5 separate regions of the Homo sapiens genome follow, and regions 1, 3, 4 and 5 are each linked to region 2. A link is a contact called in ENCODE Hi-C or POLR2A ChIA-PET data. All regions are on one chromosome and are shown on one strand. The core of a region is the stretch at or near the end of the contact, and the rest is flanking DNA. Distances in the headings are between cores, read along the strand shown.

Evidence for each region. Hi-C counts contacts between places; a loop is a spot of excess contacts on that map. ChIA-PET counts read pairs that join two places held with the same protein, here RNA polymerase II (POLR2A). Pooled maps may share reads with other maps.
Region 1: a loop to region 2 is called in a map of naive thymus-derived CD4-positive, alpha-beta T cell, with 4 times the contacts of the local background. The contact joins two enhancer-like sites. A Hi-C loop is called at or near these places in 18 of 168 maps with a recorded cell type or tissue (A673, CD14-positive monocyte, CD4-positive, alpha-beta T cell and 12 more), 11 of 37 single-sample maps with no recorded cell type and 17 of 50 pooled maps. POLR2A ChIA-PET finds 5 or more read pairs at or near these places in 9 of 52 experiments (BJ, CD4-positive, alpha-beta T cell, H1 and 4 more).
Region 3: a loop to region 2 is called in a pooled map, with 3 times the contacts of the local background. The contact joins two enhancer-like sites. A Hi-C loop is called at or near these places in 2 of 50 pooled maps. POLR2A ChIA-PET finds 5 or more read pairs at or near these places in 3 of 52 experiments (K562, MCF 10A and activated naive CD4-positive, alpha-beta T cell).
Region 4: a loop to region 2 is called in a pooled map, with 6 times the contacts of the local background. The contact joins two enhancer-like sites. A Hi-C loop is called at or near these places in 8 of 50 pooled maps. POLR2A ChIA-PET finds 5 or more read pairs at or near these places in 6 of 52 experiments (CD4-positive, alpha-beta memory T cell, HEK293, HEK293T and 3 more).
Region 5: a pooled map shows a loop between it and region 2 (5-fold over the local background). The contact joins the promoter of ADISSP here to the enhancer-like site in region 2. A Hi-C loop is called at or near these places in 6 of 50 pooled maps. POLR2A ChIA-PET finds 5 or more read pairs at or near these places in 9 of 52 experiments (A549, GM12878, H1 and 6 more).

What each region holds. Positions count from the first base shown.
Region 1 is chr20:4,081,597-4,084,296 of GRCh38, reverse strand. No RefSeq gene overlaps it. Among named protein-coding and RNA genes, the nearest start is that of SMOX, 66 kb to the left of the region's middle. RefSeq lists enhancers at 946-1,445, 1,446-1,947, 1,861-2,060 and a cis regulatory region at 879-1,576. Within about 2 kb of position 1,401, at least 24 of the 41 ENCODE cell types and tissues checked have a DNase peak (open chromatin) inside an H3K27ac peak, as active enhancers do; they include CD4-positive, alpha-beta T cell, where a contact is called at or near this core.
Region 2 is chr20:3,906,186-3,908,885 of GRCh38, reverse strand. PANK2 (pantothenate kinase 2) reads right to left here. Exons shown (of 7, transcript NM_001386393.1): 2 at 608-960. Among named protein-coding and RNA genes, the nearest start is that of MIR103A2, 10 kb to the left of the region's middle. RefSeq lists an enhancer at 2,069-2,148. Within about 2 kb of position 1,250, at least 9 of the 41 ENCODE cell types and tissues checked have a DNase peak (open chromatin) inside an H3K27ac peak, as active enhancers do; they include CD4-positive, alpha-beta T cell and GM12878, where a contact is called at or near this core.
Region 3 is chr20:4,111,373-4,114,073 of GRCh38, reverse strand. No RefSeq gene overlaps it. Among named protein-coding and RNA genes, the nearest start is that of SMOX, 36 kb to the left of the region's middle. Within about 2 kb of position 1,338, at least 5 of the 41 ENCODE cell types and tissues checked have a DNase peak (open chromatin) inside an H3K27ac peak, as active enhancers do.
Region 4 is chr20:4,036,918-4,039,617 of GRCh38, reverse strand. No RefSeq gene overlaps it. Among named protein-coding and RNA genes, the nearest start is that of RNF24, 23 kb to the right of the region's middle. RefSeq lists an enhancer at 1,625-1,674. Within about 2 kb of position 1,402, at least 14 of the 41 ENCODE cell types and tissues checked have a DNase peak (open chromatin) inside an H3K27ac peak, as active enhancers do.
Region 5 is chr20:3,766,464-3,769,163 of GRCh38, reverse strand. It overlaps ADISSP (adipose secreted signaling protein), which reads left to right and starts at 1,411. Exons shown (of 6, transcript NM_001258429.2): 1 at 1,411-1,501. RefSeq lists enhancers at 77-126, 788-1,374, 1,502-2,266 and a silencer at 1,277-1,516.

The sequences.
Region 1 (2,700 bases), core at 152-2,651, 180 kb before region 2:
CAGATTCCTGTTCTGAAGATACTACTGTCAAGCCCCTGTGCATGGTGTCCTTCAGGCTCATTCGCTTCACCTGAGGGCCCAACCAGGCAAGCTCTCTCCCTGCTGCCTCCTGCCATCCCTACTTACCCCTCTGGACCTCTGCTCCTCTCCTGGCACCTGTACTTCCTGCAGCTCCTCTCTAAAATTTACCAAAATACTCTATCTCCACTTTCACCCTCCCAGGAAGCTCTCCCCAACCAGGCCATTCAAGTAATTCCTTCCTCTATAGCATCTTATTCTTCACTATCCAAGCTTACCTGGGGCAAAGTCCTGTGTTCCCGCAAAACTGTGAGCTCCTGAAGTCAGAGTCAGTCTTTGTCTCCTCTTTGGCCTCAACTAGTGCCTGGTCCCCATGAAGGACCTAGAAGATACCTGCTGCATGGCAGATAGAGCTAAAGGCATCAGTGGCATGGTTAAATCAACCTATGACACCTCAACTCTCAGAAATATGGAGTAGATGTGTTTTTTCCTATTCTTTCCAGTAAATATGGCTAAAAACCCTAGATACTGCCTATAAAACAAGCATCTGAAAGCAGAGAGAAGAAGGCAAACCAGCTAGGGACTTTGGGGCCTAGGGAATGACACAGCAATGAGTTCTCTGGGTTTATCTTTTTGGCTCATATATCCCAGACAGTGTGCAAAGAAGCCAGCATTCTGGAAACAACAATGGGAATAGATGCCCCACAAAAGCCCAAGAAAATCCTGCTCTGCTTGCCAAAGGACCAAGATGGAGTGGCCTAGCAAAACAGAAAACTTTTAGACAATGATCGTTCTGTGCCAGCCAAATACCATAGGAAAAAATGTAAGACCCCACCCCCACCCGCACCATCAAAGGCTGAGTGGGGAGCCTCGGCTTCATGGCTAGGCTCAGGCTGGACTTCACGGCTTCAGGCTATCATGAGGTTTCAATCTCCTTCCCCCTGGCCAGGCTAGTGTCAGAAAAAGCTGGGTGGGAAGCCAGGACTTTTATCCCGCTGGGCAGCAATGAGGTCTCCCTTCCCAGGGGTGTCAGTGGAGACCACATGGGAAGCCTGGACTTTCATTCCCAGCTGGTGGTAACGGAGCACCCCTCCTCCTCTCCCCCGCCCTCCTCCTCTCCCCCGCCCTCCTCCTCTCCCCCGCCCCCCTCCTCTCCCCCGCCCCCCTCCTCTCCCCCGCCCCCCTCCTCTCCCCCGCCCCCTCTCCAGTGGTCTCAGAGGAAGCCTGGTGGAGACTCAGGACTTTCGCAACTGCCAAACGGTAACAAGGCTATCCTGCTTCCCCACAGTATCAGTGGAGGTCACATGTGAAGCAGTGACAAGGGAACTCTGCCCCTCCCAGCCAGGGTGTTGTCGATGGAGACCTAGTAGGAAGCCTGAACCCTACCCACTGCCCAACAGTGATGAGGCGCTCCTTCCCTGACCCTGACTGTCAACAGAGGCAGAGTGGGGAACCTGGACCTTCACCTCACCTGACAGGAACAAAGTAGCAGCCCCTTTCCCTAGAGCAAGTCAGAGGAGGCCTCTGCTAAATCAGATTTAAAGAAGCTCCAAGGTCTCACAACAGAAACTCAAAATGTTGAGGTTTCCGTTGAAAATGACTCATCAAACCAAGAACCAAGAAAACCTCAAATTGAATTAGGAAAAATAATCAACAGACACCAGTGCCTAGGTGACATGGATATTAGAATTGTCTGACAAGAATTTCAAAGCAGCCATCATGAAAATGCTTCAATGAGCAACTACAAACCCTTGAAAAAAACACACAAAAATAGAAAGTCTCAGCAAAGGAACAGAAAGTCGTGGGTCTCAGCAAAGAAACAGGAGACATAAAAAAGAACCAAATGGAGGCCAGGCACAGTGGCTCATGCCTGTAATCCCAACACTTTGGGAGGCTGAGACGGGTGGATCATTTGAGGTCAGGGGCTCAAGACCAGCCTGGCCAACATGGTGGAAACCCCATCTCTACTAAAAATACAAAAATTAGCCAGGCGTGGGGGTGCCTGCCTCTAATCCCAGGTACTCAAGAGGCTGAGACAGAAGAATCCCTTAAACCCAGGAGGTGGAGCTTGCAGTGAGCCGAGATGTTTGCGCCACTGCACTCCAGCCTGGGCGACAGACCAAGACTCCTTCTCAAAAAAAAAAAAAGAACTAAATGGAAATTTTAGAACCAAAATATACATCAACAAAATTTAAAATTCAATGGATGGATTGAACAGCAAAATAGAGATGACAGCATAAAGAATTAGTGAACTTGAAAATAGAACAATAAGATTACCCAATCCAAGCAACAGAGAGAAAATAGTAGAGAAAAAAATGAACAGAACCCAAGAGACTTGTGAGGCTGTAACAAAAGATCTAACATTTGTGTCACTAGAGACCCAGGTGGAGAGGTGAAAGGATCTACATTTGAAAAAGTATTTGAAGAAATAATGGCTAAAAATGTCCCAAATTTGACAAAAGACATGAACCGACAGATTCAGGAAGCTAAGTGAAACTCAAACAGGATAAACCCCAAGAAGTTCAAATCAAAACATATCTTGGCCAAACTTCTAAAAACTAAAGCCAAAAAAAAAAAAAAAAGTCTTGAAAGCAGAGAGAAATGACGCATTGCCTACAGGAGAAAAATAATTGGAAAGACGTCAGATTTCTTATCAGAAACCCTAAAGTCCAGAAGAGAGTG
Region 2 (2,700 bases), core at 1-2,500:
CAATGAAAGCAAGATAGAGCGCCTGGCAGCATTCCCCAGGGGCCAGACATGGTGGCGAGACTCCAGTTAAGTGTGCAGCACAGAACACATCAGAAAGCATTCTGGGAGAGGAGGGCTCTGCAGTCACCCATCTCAGACCAGCCCTGAGCCTGAAAACACCACTTTTGACCAGAGTTCCTTATTTTTTTCAGTTAGTGAACATGCCAGCAAACAACTGAGGGAGACAAGAGAAATTATGTGGTAGACAAGACTGAAAACAATTTTATGACATGAAATGATTTTAATTATATTTCAATCTCATTGTTCATGATCTAATGATGTTCCTTTTAGGTAGTTTCTTCCTCAACGTATAGCAGATGCCCTAATTTTTCATACTAAAGGAGCAATAAAATGCTACCCTTTTAGTGGTTCTGATTGTCGTCCATACATCTGAACTAGACAACCACCTCTAGATGGCCAACTCCTATCACTAGCGTACCTTTAATCTTCATTTGACTCAAGAAAATTCAAGTTCCATTAGAGATGGAAATTATTTCACCACTTGCTACTGGCATTATTTTTAACAATCAAATTACCATAAATTGTATATAAGCTAAAAAATGCATACTGTGAGAAAATCCTGCTCAAATTTGTACGCTCCACCTCCAGTGGCACAAAAGACAGTGTGGAGACTCGAGAAGTTTTTATCTCTGCCCATTTGAATAAAAGCAGGCATGTCATGAGTGGGAAAGCGTATAAAGTGCAGATTGCCTTTGCGTCCACACAGAGTCAGGTCCTTCAGCTCGAGGTGCACGTCCCGAATGCCTGTAGACCCATAAGCCACATTGGAGGTCAGGTACTTCCGAATGCTTTTAAGACTTTCCACTTCTTCCTCTTCTTCTTCAGCAGTGATGTCTTTGGGTTCAAAATATACCAGCTTGACCAGAGTTCCACCGATATCCAGTCCAAACCATGGAAAAACTAAATGGGGAAGAAAAATAAGTCAGAACAGCTTTTTTCTGAAAATTAAATTTACCCTTACCACAGTAGCAACTTATTTCAAACGCTAGGGTTTCCAAAGAACATAATTCTAGGCAAAAGGGTTTTGGGGCAAAGAAATGTGATTCTGTCTTGATTTAGATGCATAACTTAAAAAAAAAATACTACGGCAAAGACGAAAAAGAAAAATATCAAAGTATTGAGCCAACCCAACCATTCTGTCAGACAAGCGCAAACCGCACTATGAAGTGTTTTAAAAATAACAAGATGACTACTCGTAAGCCTCAACTGTGAAAAACAAAGATTCAGAATGAAAATCTCTCTTTCCTATCGGCTTAAAAAAAAACATTGAGACTTCAGAGTTCTGGTTTAGCAGCAAACTAGAAACAGGAAATTCCCAAACCTATGTAACATATAACCTCCAATGGTCAATTTATCTTTCAAAATCTGATATTCCAAAAATAAAAGGTTTCAATAGACATTAACACCGGTTCCCAAAATGTCCTTTAGGCCAAGCGCAGTGGCTCACACCTGTAATTTCAACACTTTGGGAGGCCAAGGTGGGTGGATCACCTGAGGTCAGAAGTTTGAGACCAGCCTGACCAATATGGTAAAACCCCATCTCTACTAAAACAAAAATTAGCCAGGCATGGTGACGTGCACCTGTAGTACCAGCTACTCAGGAAATCTAAACCAGAACTGCTTCAACCTGGGAGGTGGAGACTGCAGTGAGCTGAGATCACACCACTGCACTCCAGCCTGGGCGACAGAGTGAGGCTCTGTCTCAAAAAAAAAAAAAAAAAAAAAAGGCAGGGCTGGGCACGGTGGCTCACGCCTGTAATCCCAACACTTGGGGAGGCTAAGGCAGGTGAATCACAAGGTCAAGAGACCAAGATCATCCTGGCCAACATGGTGAAACTATCTCTACTAAAAATACAGAAATCAGCTGGCTGTGGTGGCGTGCGCTTGTAGTCCCAGCTACTCCGGAGGCTGAGGCAGGAGAATCGCTTGAACCCATGAGGCAGAAGCTGCAGTGAGCCAAGATCGCACCACTGCACTCTAGCCTGGCGACAGAGTGACACTCCGTCTCAAAGAAAAAAAAGGCCTGAAGAGATTGGATCAAAGTGGACTGCACAGACATATGGAAGGTCCCAATTTAATGAGGGCTCAAAGTAATGATTTTTCAAATTTACAATGGTGCAATAAGCATTCAGTAGAAACTCTACTTCAAGTATTTATTGTTTTTTTTATTTTTAGTACAGTATTCAATAAATTACAAGATATTCGACATTTTATTGTAAAATAATTATCTTTTATATTATTCATTATTAAATCATCTAGCTTTATGCTAGAAGATTTTGCCCAACTGTAGGCTAATATAAGGGTTCTAAGCACATTTAAGGTAGGTTTGGCTAAGCTATGATGTTCAATAGGCTGGGTATATTAAATGCATTTTGACTTACAGTATTTTCTTTTTCTCTTTTTTGAGGTAAGGTCTCACTGTCACCCAGGCTAGAATGCAACGCCACAATCTCAGCTCACTGCAACCTCTGCCTCCTGGGCTCAAGTAATCCTCCTATCTCAGCCTCCTGAGCAGCTGGGACTAAAGGTGCATGCCACCACACCCACCTAATTTTTGTATTTTTTGTAGAAACAGGGTTTCCCCATGTTGCCAGGCTGGTCTTGAACTCCTGGGCTCAAGCAGTCCACCCAGGTCAGCCT
Region 3 (2,701 bases), core at 89-2,588, 210 kb before region 2:
CAAACAAGCAAACACACCCCAACACCCAACATACAGCCACACACACAAACACACAGTCACACAAACACACTCGCCAAACTTTCTGTTACCCCTCAGAAATTAACTGGGAAAGTAACTGGCATCTTGCCTTTCTCTTTGATAATTGAGAACAAAAAGTAAATATTTTTCCCTTCTCCCTTCTCAGGAAGGGCAGTCAGAGGAAGAAAGCAGTTGACAAGTTTTTTGTATCTCTTAGGCTACCATGAAACATGTCCCTGTGAGGTCTGGGCCAAGGGGTGGAAGTGTTGATTCTTTGATACAAAGAGGAGAATGACCCAATCACAGCTGATGGCCACCAGGACCTGCAAACCAGATGACAGTCAGAGGCTCTCCTGGTTGACTTTAAAACCAGCCTGCAGAGGAGGATAATCAAGCAATCAAGCACGCTTATTTTAATTTTGCAAAGCCAAGTGACTTTTTTTTTCACCAGGGTGTTGTACGGTAACTCACACCTGTGGTCCCAAAAACAGCTAGGCGTTTGGAAGAAGCAGTGACTTGAGCATTTAAAGTCTAGCTCTGGCCTAATTCACAGAGGGGCTAGAAAGTAATTCACATTGGAGTGTCCCTCTCTGGTCCACTGGACAAAGAGACCAGCCTGGTATACCCCCATGCCCATCAGGCACTGGCCATGGCCCGTGGAAGGCAGATTTAGTGCAGGGAGAAGGAACAGCTGGAAGCCGTTAGCAGCAAATACTCATTCGCTGCTGCTGGGGAACAGCCCATCTGCAGCCAAAGGAGATCCAGGCAGTGCCAGATCATCCTCTATGTGCACCTTTTGAACCAGCAAAAGCTCCAAGCAGGTGGTTCGCACACTTGAGTGAGAATCAGAATCACCCGGCAGACTTCTTAAACCACACATTGCTGGGGGCACCCCGAGAGTTTCTGATTCAGCAGGTATAGAATGCGGCCCGAAAATTTGCATTTCTAACCAGTTCCCAAGTAATTGCTGGTTCTGTTGGTCTGGAGCTCACATTTTGAAAACCACAGCTCTAAGCATATGGGACCGGTAATTTCCACCAATTAAAGGCTGAGTTATGAGCACAGATGGGAATTTCCTGATAAAATCATTGTTAAAATGATGTGCTGAAGCCTCCTGTACACTGATTTGAGGCAGAGATAGGGCCCAAAGAAATAAAGAACTGGCTTAAGCAAAAAGGGAATTCATTGGTTCATAAAACTTAAAGGCTCCAAGGCAGCAGCTTCAGGAATGGTTCGATCGAGGCTCAAATAATGTCTCTCCATCTCCCAGCCTTGCCTCTTTCAGGTTGGCTCCTGTCCCAGATTTGAAAGGGTGGCGCAGCTCCAGACCTCACTTCCTCTCTGCAGGTCCAGCAAGAAACAGCCTTTTCTAGGTTAGTCAAGTTCCAGAATTAGTTTTGGGTAAGCCTAACTGGCTGATTGGCTTAGGTGGAGGTCACAGGTGCCTCCCGTGAGCAAGCCAGGAATGGAGAAGAAGGCTTAGCTGCCACAGCATTGGGCTCTGACCCTGGCTGGGAGCCAGAGACTTCCCCAAATGAAGAAGAGAGCAGCAGGAAAGCCCTGGCTACACACCCTGGAGCAATTGGTTATCAGACTCTGAAAGCCAGATTTGAGTCAGCCATGTTCCTGACCTCCATACCACACCAACGGCTCCCAGGAAATGGTACTAACATTCAGCCCCATTCACAGCTAAAGTAGGGCAGAAAGGCATGGCTATTTGTGAGAAGCCCAAGGCCCCGAGAGCTGAAGGGACATGTCCATTGACACAACTCATTAAAAGCAGTCCCAGATTTGAGCCCAAGCCTCCTGACCAATGCCCTGGGTGGTGCTCCAGGAAGACTATCACAAGCAGGGAGGGGCCTCACTCCTAGCAGCAGGTCAGTGGAGCAAAGTTTCAGGGACTCTCATCCCAGCCAGGGTTCTTCCTTTTGCAAAGAAAGGAACACTGCGTGAAGTGGCTTCAGCAAAAAGAGAATTCACTGGTTCATAAAACTTAAAGGCGCCAAGGCAGCAGCTTCAGGAATGGTTCAATCAAGGCTCAAATGATGTCTCCCCATCTCCCAGCCTTGCCTCTTTCAGGTTGGCTCCTGTCTTAGATTTAAAAGGGTGGCACAGCTTCAGACCTCACTTCCTCTCTGCAGGTCCAGCAAGAAACAGCCTCTTCTAGGTTAGTCAAGTTCCAGAATCAGCTTTGGGTAAGCCTGACTGGCTGACTGGCTTAGGCAGAGGTCACAGGTGCCTCCCCTGAGTAGGGAAGGAGGACAAGCTCCCTAAGGGAAAATCTGCTGCCAGGAAAAGATAGAGGGAAGGTTGACCAGCAGAGCCAGCGGATGTCCCCCTCAGAGAATGCTGCCTACTTGTCGGCTTGCCTGGTTGCCTGGTTATCTAGTTGTTTGGTTGCCTGTCGTCTGGTTATCTGGTTGCCTAGTTGTCTAATTGTATACTTGTCTGGTTACCTAGTTACCTGGTCACCGGGGGCCTGTGTGGGGATGAGCCTCTCTGGCTGACTGTCTTACCTCCATCAAGCCCCGAAGCTGAAGGAGAAAAAGACACAATGTGTAGGCCCCTGGTGCCCAATTCCCTGAGGATGGAGTACCCGGTGGGTGTGTTTGGGGGGCCTGGGGGAGGGTCCCCACTTCTTCTGTGGTGTTCTCCAAGGAGATTGGGAGTGGGCTCTGGCCTG
Region 4 (2,700 bases), core at 153-2,652, 130 kb before region 2:
CACTCAACATCATGCTTTTAGAGTTATCTCTGATGATACTCATAAATCTTGTTTATTTTACCTGCTGTATTCCATTACGTGAATAGATCCAACTTCCTATAAGATGCACATTTCATTTATTTCCAGCTTTTGTTTTTTCAAATTATGCTGCAATGAACATTCCTTGTCTCCTCATGCACATGCAAAGTTTCTCTTGGGTATGTGACTGGAAGTGGAATTGCTGGGTCACAGGCCATGTGTGTCTTCCTCTCTATACAATATTAGCAAATTGCTTTCTAAAGTTTTATTCCAATCTATAGCAGGGTGTGAGATTATCTGCTACTCCACATCCTTGCTATAGTAGAGGATACTGGTGCCCCACACAGATCCCCTTAACAGGCTGGTCCACCCCTGGCCCAGCTGCTGCATGTGTCAGCTGCTAAGGGCTCCCAGAAATCCCCTTGCTGGAGAATCACGCTTGGTCATGGGAGTCCCCCGTCTTGTAACCCCTGCATGATTCCAGGCCCACAGTGGACCTCTATTTATCTGTTTTGAATGGGATCCAAAGGGTAGAAAGAAGAGAGGGAAGCAAGAGAAAGATGCCGCAGTCCCCCTCTTCTTGCCTGGAGCCTCCCAAGCTCCAAGGCAAAGGAAGACAAGGGGAGAGGAAGAGGAGGAAGGAAGAAATGAAGGAATGGCTCCAAGGAGGCGGACAGTAGGGAATATACATTTCAAAGCCTATCCCCTGGGCAGGTGGGCTGGAGAGTGGAAATGGGCAAGCCTCCCCGGGCAGGTGATATCGAAAACCCCGTGTCATCCCCTGCTGGGGAAAGCTGATTCTGCCTCCATCATCCTCTTGCTGACTTACTCCTTCATCTCCTTGCCTTTCTATGCCTGTGACACCTAATTCCCTGAGTCCATTCATTCACCTTGTTTGTTCACTGTATGCATCTCCAGAGAATGTTGTCCCATGCAAAGTAGCAGTTCATTGTTTATTGAGAGAATTAAATGATGAAATTCACTTGGTACCCACAGGATTTTTAATAGGAGACAAAAGGCTTTATAGAAGTTCCAAATTAATAATTTTTCCCCAAGTGTTACCAAACCCTCCATTTATACTCATTGCCCACAGGCACTTCCAATTATGAAACCATAGCCCATTTTCCATCACAAACCTAGTTTCTCTCTTTTTCCTCTCCCTGCTCACAGAGCCCTGCTCCCTCCTGTCGTTCTCTGCGATCCTAGTGCCCTGGGACAGGCTCCACCCGCCCTCTGGGCTGACTGCAGCTCCAGGCCGCACTCCCTTTCGGCTTCATGTGCACATTCTTGGCAGCCATTAAAACTCCTCTCTGAAACCACAGGCTCCACCCTCACCCTGCCTCTCTGCGGCCCTACCTCAGCCAAGGACTTCCTCAGAAGTAGACCCACCCCCCTGTCTTCTCCAAGCTGCTGTCACTGTCACCATCATCTCACTTCCTCTACCTCCTTCCCCCAGACACACACGCACATGCACACAAACACACACAGTCACGCATACACACACCACATGCTATGTAACCACTGAAATATGTCTTCCTCTGTATTTCTGCATTTTAGTTTATAGCCCCTTGTACCACCTTCCCCTTCTCACAGCACTGGCTTCCTCTGGGCAGATGTTGCCAACTCAGAGCCCCTTTTATTCTGAACCCTGGACCATGGGCATGTGGTGGACAGAATAATGATACCCTTCAAGATGCCCACATCCTAATCTCCAGAAGCTGTGAGTATATTACCTCACATGGCACAAGGGACTTTATGATGTGATGTGTTTAAGAATCTCAAGAGCCTGTAATACCAGCCAAGGCGGGCGGATCACTTGAGGTCAGTTCAAGACCAACCTGGGCAACATGGTGAAACCCAGTCTCCGCCAAAAAATACAAAAATTAGTCGGGCATTGTGGCACATGCCTGTAGTCCCCAGCTACTCGGGAGGATGAGGCAGGGGAATCACTTGAACCCGGGAGGCGGAGGTTGCAGTGAGCCGAGATCATGCCACTGCACTCCAGCCTGGGCGACAGAGCAAGACTCCATCTCAAAAAAAAAAAAAAAAAAAGGAGTGGGAAGGCCAGCACAGACAGAACCACCTTTGTGCTTTGGAGAATGCCCTCAGGCAAAGAGATGTAGTTTCTAGTTACAGAGCACACTGTAGTCATGAGTCCCACGTACTGAGGTGGGTACACGTTCAGTCAGCAGTGCCTCCCTCCAGAAAGGAGGCATCCCCCTACCCTTGGCCTCCATACCTTTCCTGCCCAGAGTGGAAAGATGATGGGCTCTGGGTTCTAATTCTGACACCTGAGTAGGAGTCTGTGGAACCCCATCTCAGTCTGGGTTTGTCTAGTGTTTTATCATGATGAGATTGATGTAAGAGATGATACTGTGCTCAACTCAAGGCATCACATCAGGGAGTACCTAATGTCAGTATCAATTATTACTAGTAATACTAACCTTGATCACTTGATTAGGGTGGTATTTACCGGATTTCTCCACTTTTATATTTTTTCCTTCTTAAAACGTTTTTAAAATTTATTTATTTTAAATTTTGTTTTATTCTTTATAACAATAGAGATGAAGTCTCACTCTATTGACCAGGCTGGTCTCAAACTCCTGATCTCAAGCAATCCTCCCATCTCAGCCTCCCCATGTGCTAGAATTACAGGCATAAGCCACTACACCCAGCCATTTT
Region 5 (2,700 bases), core at 162-2,661, 140 kb after region 2:
GGGGGAAGGACTTCTTTTAAAAAGCCCCATGTGAGCTAAACAAAATACACCTACGGGCCACTTTGGGCCCACCGTCTGCCAACTTTAGACTTTCAAGACAAGGTCTAAAGGTAGTGTGGTGGGAGTGGGTAGAGTGGGCAGGAGTGGATGGGCTGAGATCAGAATGTGAAAAGCTCTCAATGTAAGCGCTGTCTCTCAAACGCGAGGGCACATGAGTCACCCAAAGTGCTGCTGAAGTTTGTGAAGCGCTACTGGAGGCAGTCCCAGAGGGCTTTGGAGCAGGAGAGGGACGCGATGAAAACAAGAGCTCAGAAAGATTAATTTGCCAACAGTGTGCAGACTGGAGATCAGCAGACAGGTTATGGGCCACAGGGTGGCAGACTTGAGGGCTCCTTTAAGGCAGCGACCCCGGCCCTGCTGAAGGGAGGCTGGCCTTCGGCCGCCCAGGCCGTCTCTCTAGTTCCGTTGGAAGCAAGGCGCTGCGTGCTCCGGACGGCTTACTGAGGGCACTTTGGGGAATCCGTCCCCACGGGCGAAGTATAGGTGGGGTGTTCGCGAACCGGCGGGCGGAGAGCACCGGCAAGAACCCCCGCAGACCGGAGGGCCACGCCTCTCGCTCCTCGGCTCATTGCAGGCGCCCACATCCCACCCCGCGGTGCTGAGCGAGGCGCATCTCGCTGCCATGGCGACCGCCTCCATGGAGACCGGGAGCAGAGGCTGCGGTCCCCGGGGGCGCGTCACAGGCTCTCCCAGCCCCCAGCCCGCGTGCCTTCTTTGTTCTGATGCTTCTCCAGGCCGGGCCAGGCACCCGGGACGCGTCTCGGGCCCGCACGGGGGTTGCTTCTTTCGAGACAGGGGATGGGGTGGAAGGGGAAGAGGTCCAAACCCTGGGGTCGAAACAGGAGTGATGGAGGGTTCCTCAGCTCCTGAACGAGACCAACACGGCCCGTATCGATGGCCGAAGCCGGCGTGGAAGCCCAGGGAGAAAGGCCACCTTCGGGAGCTCCACCCAGCCCCGAGACGCGCCCGACAGCCCTCCCGAGAGCGAAGGGCCCAAGGGAGGTGCGTCCTAAGCAAGGTTCAAGGCTAGAGGCGCTATCCCCCAGGCGGAAGAAGGAGCGGGGGCGGGGCCTATCCGAGGCCCTCCTTCTCCCTCTTCGAGTGGTCGGTTCTGGCCCCTGGCCTAGTTGGGCCGCCTGCCCGTCTTCCTCGCGAGAGCTCGCCCGGCAGGCGCGGACTAGCAGGGCGCTGCCTCGGCGACCCTGGCACGTGACGTAGGCGGCCCTCGCCAGTTGGCCGTTCTTTGGAGCCCGCTCATTGGTCCGGAGCGTCCCTCGCCCCACCCTCCCAGATCAACCAATGGGCGGAGGCGGGGGCGTGCCGACGGGAGGGCGGCCGCGGCGCGGGGCTCCCTTCCTCGTGCTCGGCGTTGAGCTCCTGCAGCCGCCGCCGCTGCAGTGGTCGTCCCTGCCCTCCCCGGCCCCGGGGTGCACCCCGCAAGGTGAGGCCACCCCTCTGCTCCCTGCCTCCCGGTTCCTTCCCGTTCGCCGAGGTCCCCTCCCGGTCCCGGCCCTGTCCTGAGCAGTCAGTGCCTGGGACCCCAGCGGCCGTGATGGCAGGGCTGGGGTGGGGGGCTCCGCTGTCGGGGCCGGGCCTGGAGGACTCCCCAGCACCTGAACTAGAGTGATGTCAGGTTCCCGGGGCGCAGTGACCGTTAGCTGGTGCAGCTGGGGTGTTTTCCGCGAAGCGATTGTCCGGGGGCATGAGTGCGGTAGTGAGGGCGGGGGCGTAATGGGGTCAGCGCCCCCTCCTCCCCACGACCCTGTTCATTGCCGCTGCCTCGCTGCATGACCTTGGACCAGTAGCATCTCTGAGCCTCCGAGCCTCAGCACCCTCAGGAAGGAGGGCAGTGATGTCTGGGAGTGCGGGCTCCGGAGACTCCTGCGTCAGCCGAGGTGAGTGAAGGTGGGGAGTGCACAGGATTATCTCCGAGGGACAGAGCCGCCGCCTCGCAGCTCAGGATGGATTGGATGGGGGGGATGTCCGATTACATTTCCCCCCTCCCCCTGAGATGACAAGAATGGGGTGTGGCGGGGGTGCCACACCCACAGGGATGGCTGCCGGAGAGGATAAAGGGTCCTACACCTGGACCCTTGGGGCCTCGGGGGCTTGGGCTGCACCTCCCTCCCGGTGGTATGAAGGAGGAGGGACTGGATTTAGGTTCTGGACCCGTGTTTCCATTAGTAAGCAGGGACTGAGAAAGGGAAGTCTCCGCTTGCCTTTCTTCTTGAATCTTGGCACTGGAAAGTGGAGGTAGGGCATTTTTCTGCTCCGGGGAGTTGAAGAAAGTCGGGGCAGCACCCCATCCCTCTCCCATTCTGGTCTTTTGTGGAGGGAAAATGTAGCTGGATATCCCCCCACATTCTATCCATCCTGAGCTACGAGGCAGCAGCCCTGTCCCTGGGAGATAATCCTGTGTGCTCCCACCCTCACCTTGGCTGACCCCCTGGATCCAGCCTGGCCTCTGCTTCTTGGGACCTCTGGATCACAGGCCCAGGGCAGGGCCTAGGTGGGGCATGCTATCTGGAGGCTAAGCACCCACTAGCTGAGGGCAAAGTGGGGAGAATGCTGGGCAGAGGAGGGCAGCACTTGTTGGGGAGGCAGGAAGGTGTGGGTGGTGAGGGTCCCTTCTCCATATTC